2 separate regions of the Homo sapiens genome follow, and region 1 is linked to region 2. A link is an interaction called in ENCODE POLR2A ChIA-PET data of the cell type or tissue named here. Cell type or tissue: HepG2. All regions are shown on one strand. Links, peaks and the distances in the headings refer to the core of each region. The heading gives the core; the rest is flanking DNA.

Region 1 (8,000 bases), core at 1-8,000, 960 kb before region 2:
GGAAAAAGTATGGTGCAGTCATACAATGAAATACAATGCAAAATGAGGAAGTTCTTTACCTACCGACATTATATGGCCTACAGGAATGTATCGAAAGGGTCCAGAAAAAAATGGTAATGCTAGCTGCTTCCAGGAAGGGGAAAAGACTGGCTGGTGCAGAGGTGAGAGAAACTTCAATAAGTATTCTTTGTTCGTTTCAAATGTTAAATTAGCTAAATACATAGCCAGTCCAAAAATTATTTTTTTATGTTGTAAGGAAAAACAGATTGGCTCAAAACAGATATCATTTTCTCTAAGAAGCCTTTTTTGAAACACACTCACACATGCATACTTACACATTAGGTCAGATGCCCATCCTTGGTAGGATGTTACTTGCCATTAACACTGCTTAGCATTTGGTACTGAAGCTATCAATCTCCCTTACTGGACTACATAGTCCTCCAGGACCTCAGAACTCTTTATATCCCCCAGGATCTGATACAAGGAATTCAATAAACGTTTGTCAAAGTAAATATCTGAAATCAAGAATATCCTAGAAAATCAATAACTTTTAGTCACTGTAATGACAATTCATTATAGTCCACCTTCTAGTATAATTAGCTGTTTGTCCTTCTAATAGAATACAAATATCAGGCCCTTAAATAAATGACATATTGAATTTAACTAACAGGGTAACACCAAGAAACTGAACTGGCAAGTAAGCTAAAATAATTTACAAAAAAGGGACATTCACATAATCAGAAATTGATTTCAGTATTCCAAATGGCTACTTACCAGTTACAGTTTTTTTGGACATTCTCCCCATTGAACACACCATTCCTCAGAGTCCAACATCCACAAAATTAGCATGAACTATTTAGAGACCTACAGAAAACTCATAGCTAGCCAAGTGTTGCTCTCCACAGCTGCAGCTAAGTGCTCAGTGGCTCTGGGGCATGGATGGCATCCCATCTCCTTCCTCCGAAATTCCCTGCCTCCATTGATTGAACCAGAATCCTTGTTTCACTATTTCCCAACAGAACTCTCACTCGATGGCATCAATTACAAGAGGAAAAGATGGTTAATCACTATCTAAACTTAAAACATCTGTTTAAAAGTTTTTATTACAAGAGCTATCCAAAAACTGTTAGGGCACAGAAGGAAAACTAGAAAATCACTGAGGACCGGGACCGAATCTTACCTACCTTGGCAGCCCTATGGCACTTAGCGCAATCCCTGCATCTAACAGCTCCATAATACAGTTGTTAATGGTTTCACTTAGTGTAGGAAGTGGATTTTTATTTTATCTGTATTAATTTTTTTCAATGTATTTATGTATTACATAAAACAAAGTAAATATGAAAAAAGAGGGGACCTGTGTCTCTGTGTGTATTGTAGTAGTACTGGCCATTTTGCTATTCAGCTCTTGTATTAAATTGCTTCTCTTCTTTTTTGTATTAATTTATATTATTATGACTATTATTATTATCTTGTAGAGACAGGGTCTGTGTTGGCCCAGTGTGGTCTCAAACTCCTGGACTCAAGCAATTTTCCCACTGTGGCCTCTCAAAATGCTGGGATTATAGGCTTGAGCCACCATACCCAGCCCCTTCTATTTCTTTTCTTTTTTTATTTTTATTTTTTTTGAGACAGTCTTACTCTGTCCCCTAGGTTGGAGTGCAGTGGCACGATTTCAGCTCACTGCAACTTCCACCTTCTGGGTTCAAGCAATTCTCCTGCCTCAGCCTCCCTAATAGCTAGGATTACAGGCGTGCGCCACCAGTCTGGCTAATTTTCATACTTATAGTAGAGACAGGGTTTCCCCATGCTGGCCAGGCTGGTCTTGAACTCCTGATATCAAGTGATCCATGTGCCTCAGCCTCCCAAAGTGTTAGGATTACAAGCCTAAGCCACCACACCTGACCCCTTCCATTTCTTTCTTTTTTTTTTTGAAACAAGAGTTTCGCTCTTGTTGCCCAGGCTGGAGTGCAATGGCGCGATCTCGGCTCACTGCAACCTCCGCCTCCCAGGTTCAAGTAATTCTCCTGCCTCAGCCTCCTGAGCAGCTGGGATTACAGGCATGCACCACCACGCCTGGCTAATTTTGTATTTTCAGCAGAGATGGGGGTTTCTCCATGTTGAGGCTGGTCTCGAACTCCTGACCTCCAGTGATTCACCCGCCTCGGCCTCCCTAAGTGCTGGGATTACAGGCGTGAGCCACTGCACCCGGCCGACCCCTTCTATTTCTATTCAACCATTTTTTTTCTGCAAACTTGTTCCCATAAACAACTATGGAAACCACTACAAATGGAGAGTACTATAAAATTAATCATGAGGTAACATACAGTGTTCAAAACATCCTTTAACAGTCCCTCAACTGATTCTCACCTTTTCAGGTAGACAGGTGAAAAGATGAAATTAACTCAAAATTCAAATATGAATTGTTCAAGACTGCACTGCTTATGAATTTGAGGTAAAAGAAAGGACTGGGATGACACCCATATCTTCCTCTATTACACCTCTACTTAAAAGAGAGACAGAATGTCCCCTCACAGCTCCAAATCCAAAAAGCCACACTCTCACATTCTAGCCGTGTGACAGTGAGTAAATCACCTGATTACCCGAACCAATCTCCTTATACAAGTTAAGAGGATGAAGACACTTCTACCTACCTTAATTGCTATAAAAATTAGATATGTGAAAATTGTTCTGATACACAAATGGTAGTTACCATTATTTCTGCAAATGATGTGTAAATAAGAACTGCACTAACCCCAAAAGAATATAAATAGCAAGGGACCCTACATTCTAAAACAAGTAACAGAGAGTATTCCTTTCATTGTAGAAATGAGATGACCAAAATTGATTTCACCCAGATATAGTGCTTCCTTAACAATTAATTCTAAAACAAAACAAAACAAAAATACCAACAAGCAAGTGAAACTGTCATACATTAGTAGTGGAAATGCAAAATGGTATGGTATAGCCATTTTGGAAAACATTTTGGCAGTTTCCAAAAAAGTTAAGTATAGGCCGGGCGTGGTGGCTCACACCTTTAATCCCAGCACTTTTGGAGGCCAAGGTGGGTGGATCACCTGAGGTCAGGATTTCGAGACAGTCTGGCCAACATGGTGAAACCCCATCTCTACTAAAAATACAAAAATTAGCCAAGCGTGGCGGTGCACACCTGTAATCCCAGCTACTCGGCAGACTGAGGCAGGAGAATTTGCTTAAACTCAGGAGGCGGAGGCTGCCGTGAGCCATGCCACTGCATTCCAGCCTAAGTGACAGAGCAAGACTCCATCTTAAAAAAAAAAAAAAAAAAAAAAAGTTAAATATGAAATTATCATAGAACCCAGCAATCCCATGCCTAGGTATTTATCCAAGAGAGAGAAAAACATATGTCCACATGCAGAACCGTATATGAATATTTAAAGCTTTATTCATAATCATCAAAATGGGAAACAGTTCAAATGTCCATCAGCTGGTGAACATAACATGTTACTCAACAATAAAAAGGAACAACCTATAGATACATGACACAACGTGGATGAATCTCAAAAGCATTATGGTAAGTGAAACACATCAGACACAAAGGTTACATACTGTATGATTCCATGTATATGACATTATAGAAAAGAAAAAGTAGAGAAACAAGCAAACAAAAACCCCCATAAAACTGTGAGTGACAAAAACCAGTATAAACTAGTAGCTTCCAAGAGCGAGGTGAAAAGAAAGGGGTGTGAGAAAACTTACAGGAAGAATGAAAATTATCTCTATCTGGTTTGATGATTACAACTGCATACTAATAATACAAAACTAATAGAACTATGCCATGAAAAAGAGCAAGTTTTTTTCTCTACCCACTGACAAAAAAAAAAAAAGTAAATTTGATTGTATATAAATTACATCTTGGCCACGCATAGTGGCATATGCCTGAATCCCAGTACTTTGCGAGATCGAGGCAGGAGATTCGCTTGGGCCAGGAGTTCGAGGCCAGCCGGGGCAACATAGTAAGACCCTGTCACAAAAAATTTAAAAAGATTTCAAGTTATTCTGAGACTCTGCCAAGACAGAAGCACCAAGAAAAAAAGATAAATAAATAAACCATACAAAATGAATATATTTCACTGCTATCTAGTTTTATACAATAATTTTTTTCCTAAAAATACACACAAAATGGCCAGGTGCGGTGGCTCACGCCTGCAATCCCAGCACTTTGGGAGGCCGAGGCGGGCGGATCACGAGGTCAGGAGTTCGATACCAGCCTGGTCAACATGGTGAAACCCCGTCTCTACTAAAAATACAAAAATTAGCTGGGCCTGATGGCGGGCGCCTGTAATCCCAGCTAGTCGGGAGGCTGAGGCAGGAGAATCGCTTGAACCCGGGAGGCAGAGGTTGCAGTGAGCTGAGATTGCGCCACTGCATTCCAGCCTGGGCGACTGGGCGAGACTCCATCTCAAAAAAAAAAAAAAAAAAGAAAGAAAGAAAGAAATTTAGATACATATTTTTTGATATGTGTATATGTATGTGTGTGTATATATTTCCTAGCTCTGTCCATTAAGAAGTTCTAAAAAACAATATTCCAATAGGAATGAGCACACACAGCATCCAAATCTTTTTTTTTTTTTTTTTTTTTTTTTGAGACAGAGTCTCGCTCTGTCACCCAAGCTGGAGCGCAGTGGCGCGATCTCAGCTCACTGCAAGCTCCGCCTCCCGGGTTCACGCCATTCTCCTGCCTCAGCCTCCGGAGTAGCTGGGACTACAGATGCCCGCCACCAAGCCCGGCTAATTTTCTGTATTTTTTAGTAGAGATGGGGTTTCGCCGTGTTAGCCAGGATGGTCTCGATCTCCTGACCTCGTGATCCGCCCCCCTCGGCCTCCCAAAGTGCTGGGATTACAGGCGTGAGCCACCGCGCCCGGCCTCCAAATCTTGATTTCTAAATAATTTTCTCCACTGAAAGGAATTAGGAGAGAAACAGTTTGGAGAAATGGCCGATTCCAAGAAGAGGGTAAGAAGAGCAGAAACTAGGCCGGGCACGGTGGCTCACGCCTGTAATCCCAGCACTTTGGGAGGTCGAGGCAGGCAGATCACAAGGTCAGGAGATCCAGACCATCCTGGCTAACACGGTGAAACCCCGTCTCTACTAAAAATACAAAAAATTAGCCGGGTGTGTTGGCGGGCGCCTGTGGTCCCAGCTACTCGGAAGGCTGAGGCAGAATGGCGTGAACCCGGGAGGCGGAGCTTGCAGTGAGCCGAGATCGGGCCACTGCACTCCAGCCTGGGCGACAGAGCGAGACTCCGTCACACACACGAAAAAAAAGAAAAAAAAAATGAAGAGCAGAAACTAAGCCTACAACACCTTTTTGGTGTGTCAAAAAAAGCAGTTAAAAAATGTGGGAATGTGTCAAAATGACACAAAAGCCAGCTTGAAGGGGATCTCCCTGGCCAAATCTGGAACAATGTGAACACAACAAATAATGACAGTAACAGAGTATTAAAATAAGAATCCATAAATCCATATTAATATATATACACAAAGATAAGAAAATGCTCTGCAGAAGAATATTAACTAATAAGCAAGGAAGGACTGACAGAAACAACAACAAAAATTAGCTGACGCTTGTCTATAATCCCGGCTAGTGCCACATAAGGTGGCTTGCGCCTGTGATCCCAGTACTTTCGGAGCTTGAGGTGGGAGAATAACTTGAGCCCAGGAGTTTGAGATCAGCCTGGGCAACAAAGTGAGACCTCATCTCTACAAAATAAAAAATTAAGTAAATTTTGTAATTAGGCCAGGCGCAGTGGCTCATGCCTGTAATCCCAGCACTTTGTGACGCTGACTCAGGCGAATCACCTGAGGTCAGGAGATCCAGACCATCCAGGCCAACATGGTGAAACCCTGTCTCTACTAAAAATACAAAAATTAGCTGGGTGTGGTGGCATGTGCCTGTAATCCCAGGTACTCAGGAGGCTGCAGCAGGAGAATCACTTGAACCAGGGAGTCGGAGGTTGCAGTGAGCCGAGATCGCACCACTGCACTCCAGCCTGGCGACAAAGTGAGACTCCCTCTCAAAAAAAAAAAAAAAAAAAAAAAAAAAAGGAAGGCTAAGAATATAGTTTCAACTACTTAGCCAGACCAACTTATCAAGGGAAAATTAATGGGGAGCTGAATTTCAGCAATTGGCTGGGGAATGCAGGAGCTAAAACCATCACCTCTCCCGGCACTTCTCCCTCACCATTCTGCATTTCCCTAATCTCAGCTACTTCCACCTTTAGTCCCAGACATAAAGTTAGTGTAGCTCTAGGGATACAAGGCCAAAATGAATAAATCTGTGTTGTTTAAATGTCTGTTCTCATGTGGCTTCGAAAAATTAAAAGCAGGCACGACCTCTGCATGGAGATGGCTAAATTAACAAAGAAATAAGGGAAACATTTGTAAGAGAGGAAAAGGCCAAAATAGTGTATCAAGGGAGCTGTGCTATGCCTGATATTAACATTTCACTGGAGCTGCTACAGAGGTCACATTACATATTTGTCACCATCAGCTAATTTGACTGAAAGGTCTAGCCAACTCCAAAGCTATAAATTCAGACAGAAGGATACCAAGCTCTGGGTTATTCTGAATTTATACTTTGATTTCTGCATTTAATTACAACACAAAATAGAAGGGTAAAATCAAATCTTAAAGAGCCACATTGCAAAGTAAAGCTTCATTGCATAGTCTATATACTATATTTGATGATCCATATTTGACAGCTCCTCATAGAGCCATGCAAAATTAGCATGGACATTTCTTGGGCTTTTGATGTTCACTGCCATCATCTGCTTCACTGCTAAGATCAGGAAACATATGGGATGAATTGTTAAAGACTGCTGACAGTTTCTGTTGCCTTTTTATTTTTTTAATTCATCTCTAAGGCCAACTTAGGATACCCCTGAACAAGGTCTCATATAGCTATCTTTAAATCATACCCCAATTATTTGGACTTTTTTAAATTTTTAAATTTTTATTTATTTTTTTGAGACAGAGTCTTGCTCTGTCGCCCAGGCTGGAGTGTAGTGGCAGGATCTTGGCTCACTACAACCTCTGCCTCCCAGGTTCAAGTGATTCTCCCACCTCAGCCTCCCAAGTAGCTGTGATTACAGGCATGCGCCACCATGGCTGAATAATTTTGTATTTTTATTAGAGACGGGGTTTCTCCATGTTGGTCAGGCTGGTCTTGAGCTCCCAACCTCAGCTGATCCATCAGCCTCAGCCTCCCCAAAGTGCTTGAATTACAGACGTGAGCCACCGCGCCTGGCCTGGACTTTTTTTTTTAAATAAGAAGAGTTGTTAGGGAAAGAAAGTTGAAGAAAGATTATGGGAAATCAATTATCTTCAGGAAGCTCTGGGCTCCTGTAGAACACATGTCTAAAAACCCCTAGTCTAGCAAAAAGAAGCCATGCGATAGAGGGTTAAAAAAAAGTGGGTTTTTGGCTGGGCGCAGTGGCTCACGTCTATAATCCCACCACTTTGGGAGGCAGAGGCGGGCAGATCACAAGTCAGGAGTTCAAGACCAGCCTGGCCAAGATGGTGAAACCCCGTCTTTACTAAAAATACAAAAATTAGCCGGGTGTGGTGACGGGCGCCTGTAGTCCCAGTTGCTCAGGAGGCTGAGGCACAGAACTGCTTGAACCTCGGTGGTGGAGGTTGCAGTGAGCCAAGATCACACCACTGCACTCAGCCTGAGCGACAGAGACTGTCTTTAAAAAAAATAAAAAATAAAAAATAAATGGGTGTTTGGACACTCAATGCATAATGAATGAACTTGACACCAAGATTAAACTAGTTAGGAAGAGTGAATCTACTACTTATTAACTGTGTGACCTTGGACAATTAAATTCTCTAACTCATTTCTTTTTTTCTTTTTTCTGAGATGGAGTCTCACTCTGTCGCCCAGGATTTCCTTATCAGTAAAACAGAGATACTCTCTCCCAAGTTTGATCTATAATTAAATGAGATGATTGATGTACATAA
Region 2 (16,552 bases), core at 7,030-15,029:
GGGGTGAGGGTGGAAGCTGGGAGGAGGCTGCTGCAGTGATCCAGGTGAACCAGGGAGAAAGGCTGGTGGCCTGGACCAGAATGGTGCCCATGGTGGGGTGAGAAGTGAGCCGATTCTAGGCCTGTTTTGAAGGGCGCGCCACAGGATTTGCTGGTGGAAATGGGGCGGTGCTGAAACCTTCTGGCAGGGCCTGTGTGAGGAATCTGAGGACGGTTGTGAGCAGGCTTGGCACACTGTAAAGTAGGATTCCTCAGGGGATCTCCTATGCTCTCAGAGCCACCAACCAAGCTCATCCTCTGGCTGAGGGCCAGTGAGTAATCTTAGCTTCCTGCAGCCTCCGCCCCCAGATTCAAGCGATTCCCCTGCCTCAGCCTCCCAAGTAGTTGGGATTACAGGCATGCGCCACCATGCCCGGCTAATTTTTGTATATTTCAGTAGAGACTGGGTTTCACCATGTTGGCCAGGCTGGTCTCGAACTCCTGACCTCAGGCAATCTGCCCGTCTTGGCCTCCCAAAGTGCTGGGATTACAGGCGTGAGCCACTGTGCCCAGCCAGAAAAAGGTGTTGTTTTGTTTTGTTTTGTTTTGAGACGGAGTCTCTCTCTTGTCGCCCAGGCTGGAGTGCAGTGGCATGATCTTGGCTCACTGCAACCTCCGCCTCCCAGGTTCAAGTGATTCTCCTGCCTCAGCCTCCCAAGTAGCTGGGATTACAGGCGTCCACCACCATGCCTGGCTAATTGTTGTACTTTTAGTAGAGACAGAGTTTCGCCATGTTGGCTAGGCTGGTCTTGAACCCCTGACCTCAGGTCATCCGCCCGCCTTGGCCTCCCAAAGTGTTGGGATTATAGGCATGAGCTACCGCGCACTGCCAGAATTTCATTATTAAAAAAAAAAAAATTAATCAAGTACCCGTAGACTGTTAAAAAGAAAAAGTCCCCTTTCTGGCCCTGCCTGCCAGTCACCCTGTTCCTCTCCCCGGGCGAAATCACTGTTATTTCTTGGGTATCCTTTCAGAGATATTTTATACATATATATGCACATATGCATATCTATTTCTGGGTTTTGTTTCTAGTTTTACACAAAATATGTTGTACATTGTTCCATAGGTTGCTTTTTTTAATATAATAGCATTTTTTTGAGATATAATTCACATGCCACACAATTCACCCATTTAAAATATGATTCAGGCTGAGCATAGTAGCTCATACCTGTAATCTAGCACTTTGGGAGGCGAAGGCAGGAGGATCACTTGAGCCCAGGAGTTCAAGACCAGCCTGTGCAATATAGCCAGACCCTGTCTCTACAAAACATTTAAAAAATTAGCTGGGCATGGTGGTGTGTACCCACAGCCCCAGCTACTCTGGAGGCTGAGGTGGGAGGATCACTTGAGCCCAGGAGTTCAAGGCTGCAGGGAGTTATGATTACACCACTGCATTCCAGCCTGGGAAACAGAGTGAGACCTTGTCCCTAAAAAAAAAATAATAAATACAGTTAAGTGACTTTCAGTATCATATATTCAGAGATGTGCAACCATTGCCACAATCAATTTTAGAACATTTGCGTCATCCCCAGAAACCCCCCATACCCCTCACTCCTCATTTCCTCTTGACCCCCTCCCCCAGGTAGGGAGACAACCACTACTGTGCTTTCTGTCTCTTTAGATTGGCCTTTTCTGGACATTTCCTATAAGTGGAATCATACAATACGTGGTCTTTTGTAATGGATTTCTTTTACTTACGTTTTCGGGGTTCATCCATGTTGTAGCATGTATCAGTACAGTCATGCACCACTTAAAGACATTTTGGTCAACAATGGACCACATATATGACAGTGGTCCCATGAGATGAGGATGATGCTCACGATGATGATGATGATGATGATGATGATGATGATGATTTTGAGACCGAGTCTCACGCTGTCGTCCAGGCTGGAGTGCAGTGGCATGATCTTGGCTCACTGCAACCTCCGCCTCCTGGGTTCAAGTGATTCTCCAGCCTTGGCCTCCAAAGTAGCTGGGACTATAGGCACCCACCATCACGCCCGGCTAATTTTTGTATTTTTAGTAGAAATGGGGTTTCACTATGTTGGCCAGGCTGGTCTCGAACTCGTGACCGCAGGTGATCCACCTACCTTGGCCTCCCAAAGTGCCGAGATTACAGGCATGAGCCACCGTGCCTAGCCTAAATTATTATAATACTGTATTATTATTATTATTTTTTGAGATGGAGTCTTGCTCTGTCTCCCAGGCTAGAGTGCAGTGGCACAATCTGGTCTCACTGCAACCTCTGCATCCTGTGTTCAAGTAATTCTTCTGTCTCAGCCTCCCGAGTAGCTGGGATTACAGGCACCCACCACCACGCCTAACTTTTTTGTATTTTTTTTTCTTTTTTTTGAGATGGAGTCTCACCCTGTCGCCCAGGCTGGAGTGCAGTGGTGGCATGATCTTGGCTCACTGCAACCTCTGCCTCCTGGGTTCAAGCGATTCTCCTGCCTCAGCCTCCTGAGTAGCTGGGATTACAGGCACACGCCACCACACCTGGCTAATTTTTGTATTTTTAGTAGAGACGGGGTTTCACCATGATGGTCAGTCTGGTCTCCAACTCCTGACCTCATGATCTGCCCACCTCAGCCTCCCAAAGTGTTGGGATTATAGGCGTGAGCCACTGCGCCCGGCCACTTTTTTGTATTTTTAGTAGAGACGAAGTTTCACCATGTTGACCAGGCTGGTCTTGAACTCCTGACCTCAAGTGATCAGCTCGCCTCGCCCTCCCAAAGTTCTGAGATTATAGGCGTGAGCCACCACGCCTGACCTATAATACTGTATTATTGTTTACTGTACCTTTTGTATGCTTAGATATGTTTAGATATACAAATATTGGCCGGGTGCAGTGGCCCAGCTACTCGGGAGGCCGAGGCCGGAGAATCGCTTGAACCTGGGAGGCAGAGGTTGCAGTGAGCTGAGATCGCACCATTGCACTCCAGCCTGGGCGACAGAGTGAGACTCTGCCTCAAAAAAACAAAAAATCAAATATCATTGTGTTACAATAGTCTACAGTATTCAGTACAATAATAGGCTGTGTCATCTAGGATTGTGTAGATACACTCTATGATGTTCGCACAACGATGCAATCACCTAATGATGCATTTCTCAGAACCTGTCCCATCATTGACACCTGACTGTACTTCATTCCTTTTTATTGCTGATAATATTCCATTGAATGGACATACCACATGTTATTTATTTATTCAACAGTTGATGGACATTTGTGTTGTTTCCACATTTTGGCTATTTTGAATCATGTTGCTATGAACAGTCATGTACAAGTTTTTGTGTTCACCTCTGCTTTTTATTCTCTTCCATGTAGGAGTGGTAAGTCATATGGTAACTCTATGTTTAACCTTTTGAGGAACTACCTGTTTTCCAAATCAGTACATCATTTTACATTCCCACCAGCAGTGCATGAGGGTTGCAATTTCTCTACATTTTTGCCAAAACTTGTTATTTATTTATTTATTTATTTTTGAGACTGAGTCTTGCTCTGTCGCCAGGCTAGAGTGCAATGGCGCGATCTCGGCTCACTGCAATCTCTGCCTCCCTGGTTCAAGTGATTCTCCTGCCTCAGCCTCCTGAGTAGCTGGGATTACAGTAGCGGGCAATCACTCCCGGCTAATTTTTGTATTTTTAGTAGAGACAGGGTTTCACCATGTTGGCCAGGCTGGTCTTGAACTCCTGACCTCAAGTTGCCCACCTGCCTCGGCCTCTCAAAGTGCTAGGATCACAGGCATGAGCCACCATGCCTGGCCAGAACTTGTTATTGGCTGTCTTTTTGATTAGAGCCATCCTAGTGGGTGTGAAGTGACATCTCACCATGGTTTTGATTTGCATTTCCCTGATGGCCGATGATGTTGAGTATCTTTTCATGTGCTTATTGGCCATTTGTATATCTCTATTGAAGAAATATCTATTCAGATCCTTGCCCGTTAAAAAAATTGTATTACTTGTCATTTTACCATTGAGTTTTAAGAATCTTTTCTGTATTCTAGATACAAGTCCCTTATCAGATACATGGTTTGCAAATATTTTACCCCAGTCTGTGAGTTGTCTTTTTGCTTTCTTGATGGTGTCCATTGTAGCATTAATGTTTTTAATTTTAATTAAGTGCAATTTGTCTAATTTTTCTTCTGTTGCTTGAACTTTTGGTGTCATATCTAAGAAGTCATTGCCTAATCCGGGGTCACAAAGATTTATCCCTGTGTTTTCTTCTAAGAGTTTTATAGTTTTAGCTCTTACATTCTTCAGGTTGTTTTTCCCACTAAACAGTAAATCTGTATGCTGTCAGTGCATAAGTATGTTAGAACATAAAGAACTTTCTCCTTCTTTTTTACAGCTGTGTAGTATTCAATTTTATGGATGTACCATAATTTACTTATCCAGTCCCCTGTTAATGGACATTTGGATTGTTTATGATATTCTGCTCTCGCAAGACTTCAGTGAACATCCCTGAATATGGATGGCCATTTCAAGCATGGGCGAGTTTATACCAAGGAGTTGAATTGCTGCGTCTGAGGGCATGTGCTTTTGGAGATGATACAGACTGCCCTCCACAGACAGGGAACCAATTTTCACTCCCGGCAATAATGTCTAGAACGTGAGCCATTCGTGTGATGACCGAGGTTACTGTATATTGAGCATTCAGTGTATGCTGGCACTGTGCATCCCCTCGTAATGACCCTGAAGATCAGAATTAAAATCCCCACTTTACAGAGATCTCAGTTCACATGATCTATCCGACTTCTGATCCTGTTTATTTTTCACCATTTGATTTGGCCCCCATGCCTTGAGAGTGTCTCCGCCCACTTCTGAAATAACTACCAGAAAAATGCAAATTCAGCAGGTGATGCCTGGAGAATCTCTGAGATCATACTTAAGTGTGCAAAAGGCAATTAAGTGTGGAAGCCCAAGGCAGTCAGTTACTAGGGAATCTTGAATGAGCATCTGTTGTATGCCTGCCAGTGAGATGTGGTCTGGTTTAGGGGCTTAGAGGTCTAGCTTTGCAATTTGTCAGGCAAATGTAGGTTCAATCCTGACTCCATCCCACCTGTCTTTGGGCAACTTGCTTCTCCTCTCAGTGCCTAAGTTTCCTCATCTGTAAAACGGTATTGACAATAGTACCTACTGGTACATCAGGAGTGTTTAATACACATTGGCTATTATTGTCCTTGTTGGCAAAGTGTTACAGGAAATTGAAGGCAAGAGACATGTTGGGTTGGGGGTTGGGGGAAGGTCAGGGAAGGATTCCTGGGGAGAGAGAGGACATTTGAATGAAACCACCCAGTTGTGGGCACCCAGTTGTGGGCAGAGGGGACAGTGTGTGTCCAGGCACAGAGGCACGATTGCCCCAGAGCTCATGGGAGGAGAAGCAGCCAGGGAGGCTGGAATGTCAGGTTTGTGCTGGGACCTCTGGGAGGAGGAGACATGGCTGGAGCTGCTTCCAGGGGCCTCAAATCCAGGCATGAGTTTTGGGATGGCATTTGACAGGCAGTACAGAGCCACAGAAGGATTGTTGAGCTTGCAGTCCTGCCCAGCATGTCCCCACCTGCAACTTGGGTGCTTCCTTGGGGCAGGCTTCCCAAACCTCCTTTCTTACTGAGGGACAGCCTAGGACAGTGTTTAAGAATGAGAAAGCCAGGCATGGTGGCTCATGCCTGTAATCCCTGAACTATGGGAGTCTGAGGTGGGAGAATGACTTGAGCCCAGGAGTTCAAGACCAGCCTGGGCAACATGGTGAAAACCTGTCTGTACAAAAAAATACAAAAATTAGCTGGGCATGGTGGCTTGTGCCTGTAGTCCAGCTACTTGGGAGGCTGAGGTGGGAGGATCCCTTGAGCGTGGAAGGTTGAGGCTGCAGTGAGTCATGATTGAGCCACTTCCCTCTGGCCTGGGTGACAGAATGGGATCCTCTCTCAAAAAAGAATGAGAGTTCTGGGGCCAGGCTGCCCGGGCTGGTCTCTAGCTCAGGTGCTTTGTGCTGTGTGACATTGGGCATGTGTGTCACTTTCTTCTCTGGGCCGCAGTTTTCTCCCCCATAAAAGAGAGTTGTCCCAACCTCCTGGGGCTGGAGTGAAGAGTCAGTGAGTTGATATATGTAAAGCACTTAGAGCAGGGTGAGGCACACAGTAAGCACATGGTAAATGTTTGTTGTTACAGAGAAGGAAGGCAGTGGCATCAGATTGTCCTGCCTGTTTCTCAGATGGGAAAATCAAGCCCCTCTGAAAGTTAGTGAATGCCCAAGGTCCCTCTGGAGGACCAGGAGGACTCATTCATCACTTATTCTTTCAGTACACGTTTCCTGGGCACCTACTTTGTGGTCAGCTCTGGCAGATACTGGGGATGCAGTGGTGAACAAGACAGCCTCCATCACAGGGAGCTCCTGACCCAAGGAGTTGAAAGTCAAGACTGCCATTGCCTCCAACACCCATGCTCTCTCCTGTGTCCCACCTATGTCTTGCCCAGGCCAGAAGGGAATTAGAATTACAGCCTTGCCGGGCGCAGTGGCTCACACCTGTAATCCCAGCACTTTGGGAGGCTGAGCCGGGTGGATCACCTGAGTTCGGGAGTTTGAGACCAGCCTGATCATGGAGAAACTCTGTCTCTACTAAAAATACAAAATTAGCCAGGGATGGTGGCAAATGCCTGTAATCCCCTTGGGAGGCTGAGGCAGGAGAATTGCTTGAACCTAGGAGCTGGAGGTTGCTGTGAGCTGAGATCATGCCATTGCATTCCAGCCTAGGCAACAAGAATGAAACTCCATCTCAAAAAATAAATAAATAAAAACATGGAGAAACCCTGTCTCTACTAAAAATACAAAATTAGCTGGGCGTCGTGGTGCATGACTGTAAAAGGAGGCTGAGAAAGGAGAATCACTTGAACCTAGGAGGCGGAGGTTGTGGTGAGCTGAGATCGCGCCATTGCACTCCAGCCTGAGTAACGAGCAAAACTCCATCCCCTCGCCAAAAAAAGGAAAAAAAAGCTGGGCGCACTGGCTCACGCCTGTAATCCCAGCACTTTGGGAGGCCAAGGCCGGCAGGTCATGAGGTCAGGTGTTCAAGACCAGCCTGGCCAGCATGGTGAAACCCCGTCTCTACTAAAAATACAAAAATTAGCCGGGCATGGTGGTGCCTGCCTGTAATCCCAGCTACTGGGAGGCTGAGGCAGGAGAATCGCCTGAACCAAGGAGGCGGAGGTTGCAGTGAGCCAAGATCATGCCACTGCATTCCAGCCTGGGCGACAGAGCAAGACTCTGTCTCCAAAAAAAAAAAAAAAGAAAAGAAAGAAAAAAAAAGAATTACAACCTAAGTGTCTTGTAAACAGGCTCTTCCTAGCTCCAAAATCTGGACACAAGAATAATGGCAATCCAAATATCCTGCTCTAGCCCGCCCTTCTTACAGACAATGGAACTGAGACTCAGCACGCTAGAATAACGGCACATGCCTCTCCCTGCACCTCCAGCCCCTGGGACAGCGGAGAATGCAGCTGCATTCTGGATATAGTTTAAAGGTGGAGCCAACAGAACTTGCTGATGGATGGGATGTGGGCTGTGAGAACCAGTGAGCAGTCAAGGATGCCTTCAGGGTGTTTGGCCTAAGCAAGGGAGATGGAGAAGCCTGCTGGGGGAGGAAGTTTGGTGGTGGTGGCCAGGGCTGTGGGCGGGTCGGGGGAAGGGGGTCTAAATGCTTGCTGGATGAGTGGATGGATGTGTCGCCCTGGCTCTCCAGGGGGCCCTAGACACACACTTGCTTTCAGTCCAGTCGGCTGTCCGGCAGCAGAGGAGAGGCCCATGCTGGAGATGTCAACGTGACATCGCACACGTGTGAGTGGCCCCAAGGTGGACGAAGTTCAAGGACTGGGGCTTGGGGTTGTCAACATTAGGAGGTCCTGTCCAAAGTTCATGTTTTTCTTCTTTCATGAAATGTCCCATTTTTTAAAAATTTTTATTCTTTAGAGACAGGGTCATGCTCTGTCACCCAGGCTGGAGTGTAGTGGCACTATTATAACTCACTGCAGCCTCAAACTCCTGGGCTCAAGCAATCCTCCTGCTTCAGCCTCCTGGGTAGCTGGGACTACAGGCAGGCACCACCATGCCCAGCCCCAACTTTTAAGTATCAGCAACAAACTCAAATTGTAATAAACCTCTGTAGGTTCCCCCAGATACATCCATAGACCCCACTTGGCCTGAGACCTCCTGCTTAGGACCTGTGGTGTGGGTCTGGAGTCACACTGCCTAGATCTGAACCTGGCTGTCAATTCCCAGCTGTGTGCTTTTAGGCAGGTGACTTAGCCTCAGTTTCCTGATCTGTAAAATAGGAATAATAATAGTACTCACCTTTTCGTGTCATAGTATGGGTTCTCTGAGAGTCGTGATGAAAAGCTATTTGTGATGGATTTTACTAGTGACCAAGGCTGTTGATAGCAAAGGGGAACAGTGCACTGGATTTTGAGTTCACCCTGGGGTGGGATCTATCTCTGCCATTGACAAGCCGTGTGACCTGGGGCTGGTTTTAGACCTCTGAGAAAGTGGTTTGTTGCTCTTGGAGTTGGGAGCTGGCCAGGATGCCTGCTGAGGCCTCTGAGCCGCCACTGACCACCCTCCCTCCCTGCCTCTCTCCTTCCAGCCTCGCCCACCTGCCACCTCCCACCCCTTTACCCTGCAGCCAAAATGATCCTTCAAAAGCACAAATCTCAGCATGGTCTTTTCCTGCCTGGAGAAAAATCCTTGTTGGCACCCCACTGCCTTCAGGACAAAGCTGGAGAGCCTTAGCCTGGCGCAGGGAGGTGGGAGGTGGCCCTCACCTCTCTTCTGCTATCTCCTTCCACCAACCCTGCTCAGGTACCAGCTGCACACAGCCCCTCACCACGCCTCAAAGGCCCCATGCCTCTTTGTACCCCTTCCCCCTTCCTTTCTCCACCCGCCCCCTGCCTTCCCATCATCCTTCCAGCAGCTCCTGGGCCCTGCTATACCTTGGGTCTAACCACTTCTCTCCCCCAGTGATCCAACTGCCTCCCCATGGCTTCCCTGCCTCTCTCTCACCCCTTCTTCTCCATAGCCCATTTTCCACGAGCAGTCAGAGGGATCATTTAAAAATATCCTCTGGATGGTGTCACCCGCCTGCTTAAAATCCCTCTATGGCTGCCTGTTTCACGTGAATACAGCCGCCACCCCATCCGTCCCTCCAGCACGTTCAGCATAGCCTCCCCACCATCCTACACACCACTGCCCACGATGCCGGCCGCCTGCCTGCCTGAAGACCTTTGCACAGGCTGTTGGCCTTCAGAGGTGACTTAACATCGCACCTTCAGCAGAGGCTCCCTGTCCACCACCCTTTTCACAGGCACAAATCACTCATTCAGGAGGCAGCCAGGTCTGCCTGTTGACTTTGTAACCACAGTGCCTGACCCTGGTATCTTTTTTTTTTTGTTTTTTTCTGAGACAAGGTCTCCCTCTGTCATCCAGGCTGGAGTGCCGTGGCGAGATCTCGGCTCACTGCAACCTCCACCTCCTGGGTTCAAGTGGTTATTGTGCCTCAGCCTCCCAAGAAGCTGGGACTACAGGTGTGCACCACCACACCCAGTTAATCTTTTTTTTCTTTTTTTTTTTGTGACAGAGTCTCGCTCTGTCATTCAGGCTAGAGTGCAATGGCACGATCTCAGCTCGCTGCAACCTCCTCCTCCTGGGTTCAAGCGATTCTCCTGCCTCAGCCTCCCTAGTTGCTGAGATTACAGGTGCCCACAACCACACCCAGCTAATTTTTGTATTTTTAGTAGAGACAGGGTTTCACCATATTGGTCAGGCTGGTCTCGAACTCCTGACTTCAGTGATCCACCCACCTGGGCCTCCCAAAGTACTGGGATTACAGGCATGAGCCACCGTGCCCAGCCCCAGCTAATTTTTGCATTTTTAGTAGACACGGGGTTTCACCATGTTGGCCAGGCTGGGTATCACCCTTTCTGGTGGCAGAAGTGCCACGCATCCTTCAAGACCCAGCCCAAATGTCACCTCCTCTGTGAAGCCTTCCTTCACGCAGCCCCACTCCTTGCCCTGTTCCTGAGGGCCCTCTGGATCATTCTCTCCTATTGCATCCCCTGATGGCAGAGCCAGCTGAGCTCCGTGGTGGCTTCCCGCGAGCTTTATTCTTTTCCCTTTTCCCCACACTCGACATGGTAATGATCACTAGCTGGCGAGCTCCTCAAGGCAAGAGCACCACAGCAAGAGAGCTCGTGTTTATCGAGAACGGCTGTGTGCTCAGCGCTTTCCTGCATCCTCTAAAATCCTCACAACCCCGTGAGGTCGGTTCTCCTAAAAGCCCCACTTTAAAGAGGAGCCAGTGGAGGTTTAAAGAGGTTAAGTCACGTGCCCAAGGTCACCCTGACACCAGAGCTAGAGCTTGGAATGAATCACGGCAATGACTTATATATAGCACCTTCCACATGCCAGGCACTATTAAGGTGTTTCATCTTCACAAAAACTTTCACTGCAGCTTCATGTTATGGCTGGGGAAACTGAGGCATGGAGAGGTTAAGTAACTTGGTAAGGTTCAAGAGACGAGTCAGAAGTAGAGTAGGGGCTGAGCACAGTGGCTCACACCTGTAATCCCAGCACTTTCAGAGGCTGAGGCGGGAGGATCTCTTGAGCCCAGTAGTTCGAGACCAGCGTGGGCAACACAATGAGACTCTGTCTCTGCAAAAAAATAAAAAGATTAGCCAGGTGTAGTGACACATGCCTATGGTCCAGTTACTTGGGAGGCTGAGGTGGGAGGATTGCTTAAGCCTTGGAGGTCGAGGCTGCAGTGAGCCGTGATCCTGCCACTATACTCCAGTCTGGGTGACACAGCGAGACCCTGTCTCAAAAAAAATTTTTTTAAAAAGAAGTGGAGTAGGATTTGAGCTCAGGCTGTCTGGCTGTTGGTCATCTCTTGGTCATGCTCTCAAATGTCATGCTGTACTGGCCATTGTAGCCTTCTCCCTCTGACCTGCCTGAGCAGCTCTCATTGTCTTGGTGCCCCCGAAACCTGGACTAGCAGCTAGCCCGAGGAGGCACTAGTTAGTGACAGTTTCAGGAATAAGGACACAGGTAAGCCAGTGGATGCGGGACCTTGCCCCAGCCATTCTGAAGCTCTGTGTCCTGAAGCCCAAAGATATGGCCACCTGTCTCCTGGGCTTAGCGCCCCCCACCACCCGCCTGTCCAGACAGCCTCAGGGAAGGACCAGATCCATAAACATGAGGCTCTACTTGGGCTGGGAGGAGTGCTGGGCACTGTACAAGTCCTCAATATTATTGCTTTATTGTCATTTAAATGGAGCCTGCCTCAAACAGGCCACCCAGTTCTAGCCACCAGCTCTGGACAAAACCCCCATTGAAAAGCCAATTACAATCACTCCATCTAAATTGTCATGGATTTGTATAGAAAATTACATCTCCATTTAGTCCTAAAGCGACGTCCTGGGCATGGACAGAGGGGAGGCTGGCCCATTTACCCCGCCAGCTCAGCGCGGGTGCCGCGGGCAGACAGAAAGCCCAAGCTGCTGGGTCTTGGCCGGCCCAGGAACAAAGGCCAGTTTGTGGGGGCCCAGAGAGAAGCTGGGCCTCTGAGGGCAGCTCAGATTCCAGGCCCGGGCCGATGGACCCTGCACCGCCAGCTGGTCTCTCCTGCTGGCGGCTGTGGCCAGACGAGCTCCTGACAGCCGGCTTCAGGCGGCCCATCAGCCCCGCCACCCCCACCACCATCCAAGGTGGCTGGAGCTTGGCTCATGTCCACACTACCAGGAAATGAAACTCAGGGAGCACTTGACTGGGATCCTGAGATCTTGGTTTCATTCATTCACTCACTGACACATTCAGTGCCTGCTAGTAGCATGAGAAAGGCAATAATGTAGAAGTGAGCTCCAGCTTCAGAGTGCCCTGCATTCAGTTCCAGACTCTGTCCTCAGTAGCCATGAGGCCACTTGCTTATTCCTTTAGTTTTGAAATAGTTGTCGAGTGCCTACTGTGTGCCAGAGAACAGGACAAAATGGTCTTCACTCTTGGCCCTTAAAGTCCAGTGCCCTGGGGAAAATAAACAGGGGCTGACACGGGCTAGTATCCCCATTTCACAGAAGTGTAAGTAGGCAGCTCAGAGGAGCTGGGCATGCTATATGCAAGTGAGAAGGGCCTTCTAGCCAGAGGGAATAGTGTGTGTGTGTGTGTGTGTGTGTGTGTGTGTGTGTGTGTAGGGGGTGGCGAGGCAGGCTGGAGCAGCACTGTGGCATGACATGAGATCGGTGGGGCAACCTACAGACTGTGGGCCTCTTCTCTGAGCCTCGGTTTCCTCATCTGAGGAATGGGGGCGATGACCCCAGCTGCTGGGGACTTGGACAAGGGCTCAGGGAGATAATGTGTGCCAGGTGTTCTGCGTGGAGCTGGGCATGGGATGCTTTTGGCTAACCAGGATAGCCTTACTTAGATGACACTGTGGGCCAAACACGGACCGAGGGCTTTCCACACATTCACTCCTAACATTGACAGTCCCATGTGGCAGGGCTAGGATCCCCATCTCACAGATGGGGAAACGGAGGCAACAGCACAGGGCAGCTAATTATTTGTTCCTGTTCCAGTCATTCTGATTATGGGTTAGCCCAGGGCCTCCACAGAGAAGACCCTCAAAAAGGATTTGTTGAATCAGTGAATGCATCTGGAAGGTCGGTGCTGGGCAGGTGTGGGGGCCGGGGAGGAAGATTCCCGTGTACATGTGTGAAGCTGTGTGGAGTGCTGTGGGATTCTGAGCATGGCTGTGGGCCTGCGTGTAATTGTGTGTGAGACTGTCCAAGGACTGCAGATGGTTGCATGTGTGAGGCTATGTCCATGTCTCTGTGACCTTAACTGTGTGTGACAGTCACACATTGTCTCCCTGAGTCCTTGCCCAAATGCCCAGTGGCCACAGTGGCTCTGTCAGACTGACTGTGTGTGTGTGGCTGTGTCAGACTGTGTGTCACGGCCTACACACATCTGTCTGGGCCCAGAGGGACACTTGGCACCCTTCCTGGGATGGCTGGTGGGCCCAGAGGCTACCTCAGGGCAGGACAGGCACGTGCAGAGGCGAAGGGGTCAGAGTCCCCAGCCTCCCCTGCCCAGCCCAGCAGACAGACCGGCAAATGGAAAAAAATGTTCACACCCGAGGCAAGCTGGTGGCTGCCCCACCAGAGACTGCTCTGTGCACAGAAAACAAGTTCTTCTGGTATCAGCTTGGCAGGAAGTGGCTTTTGGGTGGCAGGAAGCTGGATTCAGCTCATATCAGCCCCGGCCGAGGGGCAGGAGAGCAGTTATCTGGGGTTAAACAGAGTTACTGAGAAGTGGAGCCCCCAACACACCATGCCCGATAGAGTTGAGGGCACAGCCTACCCCTGGTGGCCCTTTGGAATGATGGGTGGGCGGTCTTGTAAAGATGAGCCTCAGGCCCCAGACAGAGCTCATTGTCCACCTCTCATTTACTCCCATTTAGAAGATATGCAGACTGAGACTCTGAGAGGCAATGACTTTTCCAAGATCACCAGTTAAGAAGAGAGACAGAAGGGAAAAAGACCGCAAGAAATTTACATCTAGAGACGAAAAAGCCAGGACAGAAGAACAAAGAGAAGAGGAGCGATGGGACAGGATGGAGCTAGGAGTCACATGAATGCAGACAGCAGTGAGGCTGCACCATGGGAAGGCCTGTGTGTGCCCACCATGTGCAAGGTCATCACGTGGACGTCACAGCTGACCTTGAGATCCTGAACCCATTTCCCAAATGAGGGGAGTGAGACTCAGAGAGCCTCACTGGCTGAGTGAGGCCTGGAATCCAGTTCTGATTCCAAAGCCCAGGTTCTCTCACGTCATGCCCCCGTGCCCAACTTCCAGGGAAGGGAAGTGGCTGTTCTAAAACAGACACCCAGTTCCACTAGCTGCTTGCCTGGGTGCTCGATTGAGGAATTCACTCAGCTGGCCCATGGAGAGCCAGGGTTCAAACCTAGGCAGGATGGCTGCAGAACTCACGTGCTTAACCACGTGACAGGGTGTGCCCAGTGCTTTGCTGGAGCAGGCAGAGAAAGCCATGGCCCTGCCCTTGGGCTGGGACCCAGAGGGTCCAGCCACTGGAACAAAGCCCTGCAGCTGGCAAGAAACTGAGTCTCCCAACGCCCAGCCCTAGACACTCTGTGCCGCCCCCCACCCCACCCCACCCCCACTGGAGCCCCTGGGCACTGGGCTCTGGTCCTTCTGCTCTCATCCCAAAAGCAGCTCTCAAGCTGTTCCCTGGCTGAGATGCTGATTTGAAGCTCGGTTTGCATGTCGTTTGCACATTACTCAGTGTATGTCAGAAGGTACGAACATCTCCCTTTCCGGGAGAGGGCTGCCGGGCCCCCCTGCCCTCCTCCAGACAGCAAAAATGCCAGCCGGCTAGACGGGAGCGACGCCCTGGCCTCTGACGGCACCCGCCTGCCGCTGCCTCCCCCATTCCCTCCTGGAGCCAAATTTAGGCAGCTCTGCTACTGAGAGATGGGGAGAGCGGAGGCAGGAAACGGTGAGGTTGGAGGCAGCCTGGCCTTGGCCCTCCCAGAGTGGAGCAGCCCCAGGGGTGCCCCTGTCCCTAAAGCTCTGGGTGCAGTCTCCCCCCACCCCTCCTCTCACTGGAATGCTGGCGGGGTTGGGGAACGCTGGGTTCTCAGCTGCAGCCCAGGGTGCTGGCTACCCCAGCCATGAAGGAGGAGGGAGGGAGGGAGGGAGGGAGGGAGGGAGGGAGGGAGCGAGGGAGGGAGGGAGGAGGTCATGGCCGGGGCAGTGGGGAAGGGATCAGATAGCCTCCTCCTGCCCCAGACACCCGCCGCCACTGGGGACACAGAGCCGGTTCTGCTTCTTGGACACTTCCTGCCCCTCCTTGGTGTGCACCCCCCAACCCTGGGCCTGATTGTGGGTGGGGGGCAGGGGACACAGCCAGGCCTGAGGGGACTGAACCCTCCCTGCCCCCCAAAGGCTCTCCCAGGCCATCTCTGACTCAGGCCAGCCTCGCACCTGAATGGTCTTGGTTCACCTACCTGGGAAATGGAAGGGGTGGCCTAGAATGACTTCCAAGCAGCTGCCTGCACTGACAGTAGGAGCTTTTGGGAGGCCTGACAGAAATGAGGGTTGTGGGCTGGGTGTGGTGGCTCATGCCTGTCATCCCAGCACTTTTGGAGGCCGAGGCAGTGGGATCACTTGAGGCCAGGAGTTCGAGACCAGCCTGGCCAACATAGGGAAACCCTGTCTCTATTAAAACTGCAAAAATTAGCCAGGCATGGTGGTGTGTGTCTGTAATCCCAGCTACTCGGGAGGCTGTAGCAGGAGAATCGCTTGAACCCAGGAGCCGGAGGTTGCAGTGAGCCGAGATGGTGCCATTGCACTCCCTCCTGGGCTACAGAGCAAGATTCCGTCTCCAAAAAAAAAAAAAAAGAAACGCGGGTTGTGGCAGTGGCTTTAGGCCTAGAAACTTCTTCGATTTCTCAGGTATGGCTAGGAGAGGCAGCTACTCACGATGCTGGGACAGAACCTGCGTGGGCTGAACTGAGGAAAGGAAGAAGAGGTGTGTGCTGGATTTCAGCCACCACGAATCCAGGGGTGGGACTAATGGAGCCCAGTAGTTGGTATCCTGGGGTCTGACTCCCTGGATTTGAACCCCAGCTCTGTCACTCTGTACCTTGTGACTGTGGGCAAATCGCTTCAGCTCTTCTGTGCCTTTGCTTCCTCACCCTGGGACAACAGATCTCTCGTTGCTGTTGCGAAAGTGAAACGAGGCCGTGAGTGCTTGGCACACAGTAGGTGCACCGCGACGCCAGCCACCAGTGTGACTGTTTTGTCTCCCAGGACGGTTAGGAGGCCCCGGAGCCACAGCAGATGTGGATGTGGACGCGGTGGGAGGCGCAGTATCTTGGTTGTTAAATGGGCACGGGGATGGGGGGTTCAAGTCTGCGTGACCCTGGGCAAATGGCCACACCCCGCTGCGCCTTGGGCGGGGAGCAGCAGAGGCACTGACCGCGGAGGGTCTGTGAGGACTACGGGAGATCAGGCTTGGCACGGCGCCTGGCACATAGCGGGCGCTCCCTGAAGGAGAGCTGGCAAGATCGAATGGTACCGCCCTGCACAAAGGACAGGTGGGCAGCGTCCCGGGGGGGCGGGGCAGGGCAGGTGCGCCGGGAGCCGGTTGGCGGGGCCGGAAGGGGGACGCGAGGCCGGCGGGCGCGCGCGCAGCAGGTGCGCGTGGGGTGGGCGGGGCCCGCGCGGGCGCGGTCTCCAGGTGAGCGGGCGCGCGCCTAGAGGCTGGAGACAGGGGGAGGCCAGCCGCCCTGGCCCGCCGCAGCCGAGCGTCCCTGTGTCTTTAACGCCCCCGTTCCTGCGTGTCCCCCCCCCGCCCCGTTGGTGCGCCCCCCCCCCCCCACTCCCAGCCGGGCTGCAGCCGCGGAGCCGTCCCCCCTGCACTGACAGCTGGTATCTAATTACTGTGTGAGAATGGAA

The links. ChIA-PET counts read pairs that join two places held together with the same protein. Peaks named below come from ENCODE experiments on the same cell type or tissue, not always from the same donor. Only the 100,000 strongest peaks of a DNase experiment are listed, where the experiment ranks them.
Region 1: POLR2A ChIA-PET joins it to region 2 with 5 read pairs; 3 of 35 experiments call an interaction of 5 or more read pairs at or near these places.

The regions. Positions count from the first base shown.
Region 1 is chr20:33,499,713-33,507,712 of GRCh38, reverse strand. All of the region lies in intron 1 of CBFA2T2 (CBFA2/RUNX1 partner transcriptional co-repressor 2), which reads right to left. Among named protein-coding and RNA genes, the nearest start is that of CBFA2T2, 14 kb to the right of the region's middle. In HepG2, for the core only: no CTCF peak of the experiment used is centred there; no DNase peak of the experiment used is centred there.
Region 2 is chr20:32,536,722-32,553,273 of GRCh38, reverse strand. The region is part of intron 1 of NOL4L (nucleolar protein 4 like); the gene reads left to right. LOC105372592 (a long non-coding RNA gene) reads right to left here. Exons shown (of 3, transcript XR_007067563.1): 2 at 15,738-15,813; 3 at 11,321-12,100. Among named protein-coding and RNA genes, the nearest start is that of NOL4L-AS1, 16 kb to the left of the region's middle. RefSeq lists enhancers at 11,178-11,683, 11,684-12,189, 13,619-14,590, 15,562-16,533 and a silencer at 16,174-16,283. In HepG2, for the core only: a CTCF peak has its summit at 7,771; DNase peaks (open chromatin) are centred at 7,853, 9,383, 11,673, 13,113 and 3 weaker places; H3K4me3 peaks cover 475 bases.